Regions from separate parts of the Mus musculus genome. Here region 2 is linked to region 1. A link is a loop called in an ENCODE intact Hi-C map of the cell type or tissue named here. Cell type or tissue: gastrocnemius. All regions are shown on one strand. Each heading gives the region's core, and the rest is flanking DNA. Links, peaks and the distances in the headings are about the cores only.

Region 1 (5,386 bases), core at 317-5,316:
CCTTTGCTGTGGAAACTGGGCTGTTAATGGTTACTTTAGAAATAAAAGAATATATCCAAAAACAAAACAAAACAAAACAAAACAAAACAAAACAAAACAAAACAAAACAAAAACCAACAACCCTCCCCCCAAACCAAAAGACAAAAACAAAAAAACTAGGTTGTAACCTAGAAAAATTTCTAGAATTTCATCATTTGGTGTTGCTAATAAAGTTCATGACATGAAGAGAGGATGTGTGTGCTGGCCCTCTCTCATTATTGATAAGGACATAGCAGACGACACGCTCTCAATGATAGATTAGATGCTTTTTTTTGTTTTTTGTTTTGTTTGTTTGTTTGTTTTTTTCGAGACAGGGTTTCTCTGTATAGCCCTGGTTGTCCTGGAACTCACTTTGTAGATCAGGCTGGCTTCGAACTCAGAAACCTGCCTGTCTCTGCCTCCCAAGTGCTGGGATTAAAGGTGTGCACCACCACGTCCGGCCTTTTCTTCTTTGTTGCTTATTATCCAGTCAGTCTAATACTGTTGAATACAGTCTAATTAGGTAATTTTTTCCCTCAAAGGAGAGTTTTTGCCCCACGAAAAGCACAGAATATTTTAAAACAATGTTTTGGTCTTGGCAGATCTATATCTATGTCTATATCTAATATATATCTATATATGTATATATGTATAAATATGCATATATTTATATACACATATACATATATATTAATCTGTAGTGAAGTCATGAAGAAGCTAAACTGCAGAACGACTCCTAGTACAGCACACACTTCCATGTTGGGTGCAGTTCTGTGGATTCTCAGAGACTGTAGCAGAGGTCTCTGTCATGGAGGCTTGACTTGGACCCCTGAATTTGAATACTGGCTCTAGCCAGAGTGTGTTCGCAATCTCAGCATCTCACGGTCTCCTTGCCAGTCAGTAGCACCTGGCTCTGTGTGTTGTAGAAAGTGCTTTGTCCCGACACGCCAGACACCTGCACTCATTTGGAAGACTTTGGCTGGTGTTTTCACTCTTTTTCACCTAAGAAAGCATGGTCTAGAAGGGGGCATCACAACTGTCCCTTAAGGACACACAGCCTCATACACATCTTTATATTACAAACGTGCGTTTTAAAAGAAAAGGGCGTAGAAGACCAGGGAGAAGGCTCAGTTGATAAGACTGCTTGTTCTGTAAGCATGAGGAGTTGAGTTTGAATCTTTAGCATGCTGGGCGTGGCTATGTGTGCCTGCAATCCCAGCAAACCTACACACTCTCTCTATTTCTCTCTGTCTCTCTCTCTCTGTCTTTGTCTTTCTGACTCTGTCCCTGTTTCTGTCTCTCTCTGTCTCTGTCTCTCTCTTTGTGTGTGTGTGTGTGTGTGTGTGTGTGTGTGTGTGTGTGTGTGTGTGAGTGTGTCTGTGCACTCGCATTCGATAGGTGGATCCCAAGAGCTCACTGCCCAACTATCCCAGCCAGCTTCCAGTTCACTGAGATACCTATCTCAAGGAAACGATGTGGAGAGCAACAGAGAAGCACAGCAGTGTCTTGCTTTGGGCTCTGCAGTCATGTACCCACTTACTTCTGTGTGCCTGTACACTCATCTGTAATCCCTTCACAACAAAGAAATAATGTACACTTGCTTCCGAATCTGAGGGGTGTTCTATTTTGGGAACCCCTGCCCTAGGTAATTTTCTTCTCTGGATTGTGCACCACTGATTCTAACAGGTAGCTAATGCTGCTTGAAAGCATGATTCATCCATCCTGGCAAGTAACAGAGGGATTCAATTAATTTAGAGGAAAAAAAACCACTTGGCTTTTAAAATGTTTGAACTATTCAAAACATTTTGTTGACTCACTTACCTTTCACAGGAAATCATAATAAGAACAATAAAGCGAGGGCCTTCTCTGACATGCTTGGCCTATGTGATTATTCCTTCTATAAATGAGTTTTATCAAGTTTAACGTTCGCTAATTTGAAATAAAACATTTCAGATCACAACTAAAATACATCCTACACTATGTAGTTTGGGGGAGTTAAATTCAGACACATTTGTGTATTTGAATTGTTTTGGGGCCAAACTCACCAGGGTATAGAAAACTGAAGACAATCAAGACAACTTATTATAAAGAATGTGTAGATCAGTCATGAGACATTTGGTATCTTTTCTCCTCTCAGCCAATTCTGAGATGCTTTTCTTACCCAGCATGCACTAATGTTCATGTATAGGGATCGAGACAGTGGCCAGAGTCTTTTTTGGTCTTTTGCCTGATACCATTCTTACTTCCACAGAAGCATTCTTTCTCAGATTTATAGAATAGGGAAAAAAGAAAAAAAGAAAAACTAAGACATTAAAACAACAACCCAGCATTTAAAACACATGTTACATAGAACACAACAGATTTTATGAGCTATTAAAATTCCAAAAGGTCTGAAAAAATTAGAGGTCTGTGGATCAGAGGTAATGTGTTTGCTTAGCACATCAAAGTTTTGGGTTTATCCCTAGTACCAAAAAGGAAAATAAATTTAAAATGCTTTTTATCTCATATTATTGCTTCAGCGTGTTTGTCTCTGAGTTAAAAAAAAAAAAGAAAGAATAACAAACAAAATAAGTTTTTAAAAAGCCAGTCATGTTGGCTTACGCCTGTAAGTTTAGCACTTGGAAGACCGAGGCAGGGGGAATCCTGAGAGTTTAAGGCCAGTCTGAAATGCAGAGTGAGACCTTGTCTCAACAAAACAAAACACCAGATTAAAGCCCCAAAGCAAACAGGACTTGTAAATCACGGCAGGAAATGCCAAGCAGTTTATAGAAGGCTCATACACCTGAAGGCTTTCAGAGTCAGCTCAGGCTAAGCTGTTCAGGTTTCCAAAATCAGGAACCCCATTCATTAATCAGTGACAAGAACTGCTGAGCCACGGACTTAGCTGGTTGAGTCAATGAGTGAAAGAGAAACTCTGAGAAGCGCTCACATTAGAAACACCCTTATGCCCCTTCTTAGCTAGTTTTCAGCGAGGAAAATCTGTGTGCAGAAAGAACGCTCCCTTATTTTATTTTTTCCAAGTCAACATGTTCGTCTAGACTTCGAGCTTTATTGCAAGGAAAGAGAAAGTGGGTTGGATCACTTTTTTTTTTTTTTTTCAGCCAGAGGCTTGTCCTTCTGCAAACATCTATCTGTAGGCAAACGCTGAGAAAGTTGGAAGCAGACCTGGCTGGAGAGAGAGAGGAAGGCCACCCCCTCCCCTATTATCCGGAGCAGAGTTTCCAATCCCAGTCAAGTGGTGGTGCTAGCTCTTTGCTTCTGAGTCTCTGCATTTCCTAATTTCATGGTCATAACAGCCTCGGAACGGATTCTACCAAAACCGAAAACACAAGGCTCCCTGCTCAGCAGCCTTGTGATGCCAGGAGAGGCCAATGCCCCCTCCTCTGCCATTGTCTAGCTTAAGAAGGCAGTCTCTGGGCGACATTCTTCTCAAGCAGGTACTTCTATTTCTCTCCATTTCTTTACAGTTCCCCCCCCCCCCCCTTGGCTATAGTGTGCTACTGTGTGCAATCAGGCTGGAGTCTCAAGAGTTCACTTCTGTGAAAATATGTTCATTTTTCTCTCGCTCATTGCTCCAGGGATATTTTATAAAGTTTCTGGCAAACGTTATCATGTTAAAGCTGACCTTGGTCCCATGGAAATTCACTCCGGGGAAGCTACATTCAGCTGAGTCAGACACAGTTATCTGTTCTTGGTGCAGCACTGGCAGGCTCTCTCTCTGCCTGCCTCAGATCGCGTCAATTTATTGGTCCCAGGTCGAGCTGTGGGGGATTCTGTATGGTTGAAACGTGCGCGAGTTTAAAAAAGTTCCTGCTCCGACTTCACTTTGTACTTGTCTCAACGCGACCACGTTTCTTAATCTTCGGTGCTGTGACTTATGTGAGCTGGATCTAAGGCGACTGGAATAAGCCATCATTTGCATCATTTGTTTCCTGAAGGCAGACGAGTTTTCTGAAAAGCTACGCAATCTAGTAACGCATCTTGTCTTGAAGTTGCCTCACAATTGTAGGCGAGTTCTGAGTCCTGTGGGCTTGGGCTTGGTTCTCTCTAACCTGAAAATAACCACGGGTGACTGCTTTTTTTTTTTTTTAAGGCAGGGTGGTGTGTATATTAAGGACAGTGCCATACAGTGTGTGCCACTCGCCAGTGACGTGGTAGTTACAAAAGGCAGAAAAGGATACTTTCATTTTGGCCACAGGAAAGCCACCCGTTTCCTGTAGTGGAAAGTCTCATGCTTGACCAAGAAGTTGCCAGTGTTTGTTCTCTCTGACTTGCCCAGAAAAGTCTAGCTAGTTAAAATTTATTTTAAGTTTTTTTTTTAACCCTAATATAAGGGTTGGGTTTTTATTAAGATGATGTTCAATCGGGACATGAAGTACCACTTAATGTCAGATGTTTGAAAATTACCTTCTTGGGCCAGATCTAGTAGATTTACAGAGCACCCCCAGCCACAAGGTTGATGGGAAATGTATTTGGTTTTGAATTTGAAATAATATATTCAGAGAGGGCTGATGTTGGAGTACCAATTAAAAGTATTTGAACTTTTTAAAAAGTCAGTAGGGTGGGAACCTCTGTGTTCTTGGGGTCAGCATCTATCTGTATTCAGTAAAATTCTTTCTTGTTTCGCAAGAAAAAAAAGGCAAATGTTTGCCCTTGTTTTATAAACATCCCAAAAAGGCCCGTTCTAGACCCTGTCTGGATATAAAGCTGTAGAGGCTGGACCCAGTCTTGCAGTGATTGGTGGATTTTTGTCATAGAAATTAGAAGTAACACTGACATAGAGATGAGAGACAAACACACAGGAAAATTGGCAAAATATTGAATGTGAGTGCCAGGGTTATGTTCATGAGTGGGAGGTGCTGTCTTGACACTTGAAGGGAGTTGTTCAGTTCTGTTGCTCAAGGCAGTAAAGGCCCCAGAGCATTAGCTTTGCTGCAATGACAAAGTCAGGCAGCTGTCCTTTCCTTCAGTGACCCCTGACTTTCATTCAGTTTAGGACTTGGAACCATCTGCCTCCTATCATGCTCAGACACATACATTCCTAAGCCTACAGTGCCCTCTGCACCTTCTTCCATGGGTAAGAAGGCGCATCTCTGCCCCGTCTCAGTATGTCTCTGTATTTTGGTCCAGTTGGTCAGAATGCCTGCTTGAGATGAGGCCATGATTGAGCTGCAGTTTGGTCCATGGGTCCAGGGAGGCTGTAGAGAAAAACAGACGAGAGAGAAGGACCACTGTGCTTCTGCTCTGCTAAAGCACAGAGGAGGCGCGGTCCTGTCCACCCACCTCTGCCTGAGCTGGCTGGCTGTTGTTTGCTGAGAAAGAAATACCACCTATGAACCCCTGCCAAGGGCCTAACAAAGTGTTAATT
Region 2 (5,386 bases), core at 54-5,053, 460 kb after region 1:
AAAATTGATGGACAACCTCATTTCTACCATCACAGTGTCAACAAATCAGAGTGCTTGCCTCCAATGAAACCAATCCTGATGGTATAGTTGCATCTTCCCCTAGGGACTATCCCCAAATCTCATCCTCACACACGTGTTCTTTAAAGGACTTCCATCCTGCTCTGGGCATTCCTTAGCTGACTGTAGTTTTTTTGTCTAGAGCTAGGATGCCATGAAATTTTCCCTTTTCCATGCTAGCATGTCCATTGGTATCATTCTTGTTTGGGTCTTGTTTAAGGATGAACCCTAACCTCAGTTGGTTATTCATTATTGAGTAGTTAGCCCTGAAATCATATACATACACATAATAGTACATTGATTGAGCAGGCTGTATTTATATTTAGGAAGATATGTGTGTGTGTGTGCGTGTGTGTGTGTGTGTGTGTGTGTGTGTGTGTGAACAATTAAAAAGATGAATTTGAGGCACAGCAAGGGAAATGCATGTGAGGGGATTAGAGAGAGGAAAGGGGGGAAATGATGTAATTATGTTTTAATTTTTTAAAAAAGCAAAATAATTATTAGTATTTTTTTAAAAAGATGGCCAGTTCTCCATGTTTGCTTCCATATGTGTGTGTGACAAGTATTTGGTTGTAATACCTATTACACAATAACATTTTCTTTTTTAAATGCACTCTCGGGTGAGGTATATTAGAAAATTTGGGAGGGAAATGTATACTTAAGAAAAATCTATGTTTATATTGGCCAGTTGATAAAGAATAACAATGTGTTACACACTGCTTACCACAACTTATAATTTTACTCAATATACTTCCAAACACTGACACCATTGCATACACTAGCAAGATTTTGCTAAAAGGACACAGATATGGCTGTCTCTTGTGAGACTATGCTGGGGCCTGGCAAACACAGAAGTGGATGCTCACAGTCAGCTACTGGATGGATCACAGGGCCCCCAATGGAGGAGCTAGAGAAAGTACCCAAGGAACTAAAGGGAACTGCAACCCTATAGGTGGAACAACAATATGAACTAACCAGTACCCCCCGAAGCCATGTCTCTAGCTGCATATGTATCAGAAGATGGCCTAGTCGGCCATCAGTGAAAAGAGAGGCCCATTGGTTGTGCAAACTTTATATGCCTCAGTACAGGGGAATGCCAGGGCCAAGAAGTGGGAGTGAGTGGGTAGGGGAGTGGGTGGGGGAGCGTGTGGGGGACTTTTGGGATAGCATTGGAAATGTAATTGAAATAAATACCCAATAAAAAATATGGAAAAAAAAGAATTCCTTAGTTAGTTTTATAGGCAGAAGTCAAGCTTGGACCTTGTGCATTTCATGGTACTGTGTTTGAATGTTTCCAAGAACTTTGAAAAGTCATCCCTGCATGTGTCTGTCATTCATAAGACAAAATTCCCCTGGGTAATTAATGAATGACAGCTTTGTGATGGCTGCTGCTGCAGGTCTCAGGAAACGCAGTGAGTGGCCACAGAATGGACTTCGAATTTACCATAATGCCTTAGATTACCAGCAGTCCCACTTGGGCAGGGCTGAAGAATGATGCGCTGCAGGCACCAAGAAGTCTGTCCTGGAGGGACCCAGGAAGAATGTTGTCCCTTCCCTCTCATGTGACCAGCTTTGGCGTCGCTGAATCCATTGGATCCAACTGTCCATTCACACGGATACTACCACACAAAGGAGCACATCCATGTGTGTTCACAGATGCAATCAAATGCTTCAGAGCACAAAAAGATGTGAGTAAATCATACTCTACCAGGCCAGCAGAATTAGTGGAAAGACTCAGATCCTGTAAAACACTGAATGAGGTCCAAGGCAGTGTGGTTAGTGTACAATGAGCAGAGGGCATTGTGACACGGAAATGCTCATTCATATACTCCATTATGGACAACTTCCTCTTTCAGGCTAATATAAATTTAGTAAAGTCAATGGGTGAGTGCTTAAGTGGTTGTCCTTTATAAATTTCAGGAAAAGTATATTTTCTTACAAATTGCATAATACATCATGTGTATGTTGGTGGGGAGAGCAGAGGCGAGCATGGAGGAAGTGGGCTGAAAACCCATGTTTATCTGTAATAGCTTATTAACTCTGGTATTTTCAGGTGTCATTCTTGCGCAGAAGAAATATCTCATTTTTCCTCCATTACCCCTTTGAAAGAATTCTTTCATGTATTAGAATATTTACTTATTTATTTATCATGTGAAACTAAGCAACTTGGGTGGCATTCCCTGGGATAGCATCCAGGTTTTTAATTTAACATAGATGCCAACATCTGATACACATGTGCAGGGTTTAACAAGCATGATTAATCAGCAAGCCCTCATAGCTTATGCGTGTCCTTTTCACCCAAAGCATGTCCCAGGCTCTTAAACTTCTTGAGAAGAGCCATACTACTGAATCCAACTACCCATCCCATTACTGATACCACACAAATGAGCACATACATATGTGTAATTGCAAATATACTTATATTAATATATCTAATATCTGATATATACACATATGCGCATACACACACACACACACATACACATATGCATTCCTTCAAATAATTAGTATATCCACAAACCAAAACCAAATAGAGTTCAGAGTATAAATATAGTTGAAACAAAATTGCTATTAGTAAATACAACCCACCTATGTGAATCCACACAAGGGCATGACAATACATGAAAAACATTTCAGAACCTTAAGATAAAAATCCCTATCATATGGGAAGAACCGTGAATCCTCACCACAGACCATCAACGGTGTTATTGTTACTCTATATGAATTCAATCACAAACTCAATATTTACACTAAGCCATGTAACTAATATTTTTTAGACCTAAATTATAGTATCTGCATATTTTATAAGACTTGAAGGCCTAAACCGCCCAAAGGGGCTGACCAACACAAACAAAAGCAATTTTTCTCTCAGAAGAAAATCCTCCTCCACATGCCTGAAACAGACTTTTATTTACTCTAGAGAAAGCTTTCCGCTGCAAAGTTGTAAACAGGCTCCGGCCCACTTTCAGTTTAGTCTGAAGCCACCCTTTCGCTAGCAGGTGGTGGCTTTGCTGAATCTTTTTCTCAATCTTCCTGTCTCGGCTTCTCAACTGGAGCCATGTTCCTTGCATGATGCATTTGGCCCAGACACAACGGAAATACTAACCTCCTGTACATGCCCAGTAAGGAAACAAGAAAACAAACCAACAAAGAACCCTTTGGAGTCCATGGCCTACATTCTCCTCGTGCTACTCACGTCTATTTAAAGTCAGCACGAAACACTCCAGATGGAAGAGCCTAGTGTCTATCCCGTGAGCCCCACGTAACTCTAAAGCTATGCCCAATCAAGAAGATGCCTGCCTGGAGACATCGCAGTCGCAGTCTGGGAGATCTGCATCCACACTGCTGTCCTCTGCCATCCTCGGGCCATGCAAGTCCTCTGCCACCACCATGAAGCTGTCACTTGTAGAAGTCCGGCTCTGCAGAGCGAAAGGCTCAGTCCTTCCTGGATGAGGAGAGAGTCTCTCCCCTTATCTAGGCCAGAAGTATGAAAATGCTCTTGGTGGACAAATGGTGCTGGTTGTCTGTCTGTTAACATGACACTGGGCAGTCACAAGTGGTCATGCTTCTAAATAAAACCCACACTCATGAGCATGTGCCAGGCTTGATCTCCTGGAATGTAGGCCACGAGGGTAAGAAGGGTAATCTGCCAGCAAGAGCAGGTTACGGCTCAAAAGAAAGGGTTCCTGAGACAGCCACGGCTGCAGGCACAGACGCTCAGCTTTTTTCTGTGTGCTGCTGGCTACAACAGCAGTGCTCCTTGGAAAAGACAAAGCAGTTGTGTGCAAAAGTACCAGCACAACTCCCACAAACACAGCAGATTGCAGCAGCAAACAGAAGCAGATACAAACACTGCAGATCGCAGCAGCAAACAGAAGGAGATACAAACACTGCAGATCGCAGCAGCAAACAGAAGCAGATACAAACACTGCAGATCGCAGCAGCAAACAGAAACAGATTCTTCCTCTCTCCCGGTCAGTCGGCCAGCACAGTGGTATGAGTAAGAGGAGGTTAAGGGGTTGCTGGGGGAGAAGGGCTGGATACTCTGTGGAAAATCATCTGACATCCCCTTTGTAACAGACTATTTGAACATGGGAAACAATGAAGAAATATTCACCTCCACTTATAGGACCTTTGTCCTTTGTCCATTTAAAAATAATGATGAGAGGTAGTCAAAAATAACATTATTTCAAGACATTTTTTTAAGTTGCTTTGTTTGACAGGATTTCAGAAAATTTTATTCTGTGAATTTGGGGAAGTTTCAAAATTTTTTTTGCAAAAACATATAGCAACAGATATGAAAACTATACAAAGGCTGGCGACATAGCTTGGTTGGCAGAGTACTTTCTTAGTGTATGTAAAACCTTGAGTTTGGTTCTCAGCAGTGCATAAATAGAACATGTGGTTATGTGTCTATCATCTCAGCACTGAGGAAGGTGGAGGCAGGAGGATCAGAAGTTCAAGATCACTCTTGATGACATATGGGATTCAAAGGTAGCCTGGACTAAATGAGTCCCTGTCTCAGAAAGAAAAAAGAAACAGTCTAGGCCAGTGAGATGGTTTAGCAGGTGAGGCCAGCTACCATCCCTTTGACGGTCTGAGTTCCATTTCTGAAAGAAGAGAACTCACTCTTGTAAGTGCTTCTCTGAGTTTGACATGTATGTTGTGGCATTCCCCTGCATCCACGCTACCCAAAATATATAAGTAAAAAAATATAGAATTGATTTTAAAAATTCTTAAAATATGAACCAAGTTCTGCTCTATTTGGTGAATCAACATTTTTGCTGGAAAGGGGCAGAGCCATGAACGGGACTGAAGGACAAAAATGAATACCGCTGGCAGTTGTAGCTGAAGACAGGTGTGGAGGAAGTTCATCTAGCCCGAGCGCAGTAAACAAGGAGCAGAAAGCAAATGTGATAGCCAAGCAGCTTGAGAGGGAGTAAATCCAGCGTGGTCTCACACTTGCTCTTCATGTCCAGAGCAAGCGGACAATAGACCTATGATCTGCTCTAATTCTAAAGGCGGGACTCAGAAACGGACACTTCATCTATACAAAAGTTTTCCACTGGATTCATTGACATGATGAGATTTTCAGTGGTGGGCACAGAGGAACACTTTAGAGACTACAGTGTAAAGCACCCGTGCCTTACTGACATACAGCTAGCTGACTCAAGTTTGTTTATATATCTTTTGGGATAGTTTAAAAAAATAAAGACAATATCTAGAAAACTCTTCCCTGAATAAAAATCATAAAATGTGTTGTAAATAGACAGGACTTTGAGGGACAGTGTCACTCTCTGTGTAATGTTAGCTGGCAGCTGAGCAGAAG

What was found. A loop is a pair of places that touch in the nucleus more often than their neighbours do. Peaks named below come from ENCODE experiments on the same cell type or tissue, not always from the same donor. Only the 100,000 strongest peaks of a DNase experiment are listed, where the experiment ranks them.
Region 2: a loop joins it to region 1, with 4 times the contacts of the local background. A loop is called at or near these places in 2 of 42 quality-filtered maps.

What each region holds. Positions count from the first base shown.
Region 1 is chr10:4,608,701-4,614,086 of GRCm38, forward strand. It overlaps a transcript of Esr1 not described here. Among named protein-coding and RNA genes, the nearest start is that of Esr1, 99 kb to the right of the region's middle. In gastrocnemius, for the core only: a CTCF peak has its summit at 3,251; no DNase peak of the experiment used is centred there; H3K4me3 peaks cover 1,995 bases; H3K27ac peaks cover 1,903 bases.
Region 2 is chr10:5,065,450-5,070,835 of GRCm38, forward strand. The region is part of intron 129 of Syne1 (spectrin repeat containing, nuclear envelope 1); the gene reads right to left. Among named protein-coding and RNA genes, the nearest start is that of Gm51757, 260 kb to the right of the region's middle. In gastrocnemius, for the core only: no CTCF peak of the experiment used is centred there; no DNase peak of the experiment used is centred there; H3K4me3 peaks cover 3,702 bases; H3K27ac peaks cover 3,712 bases.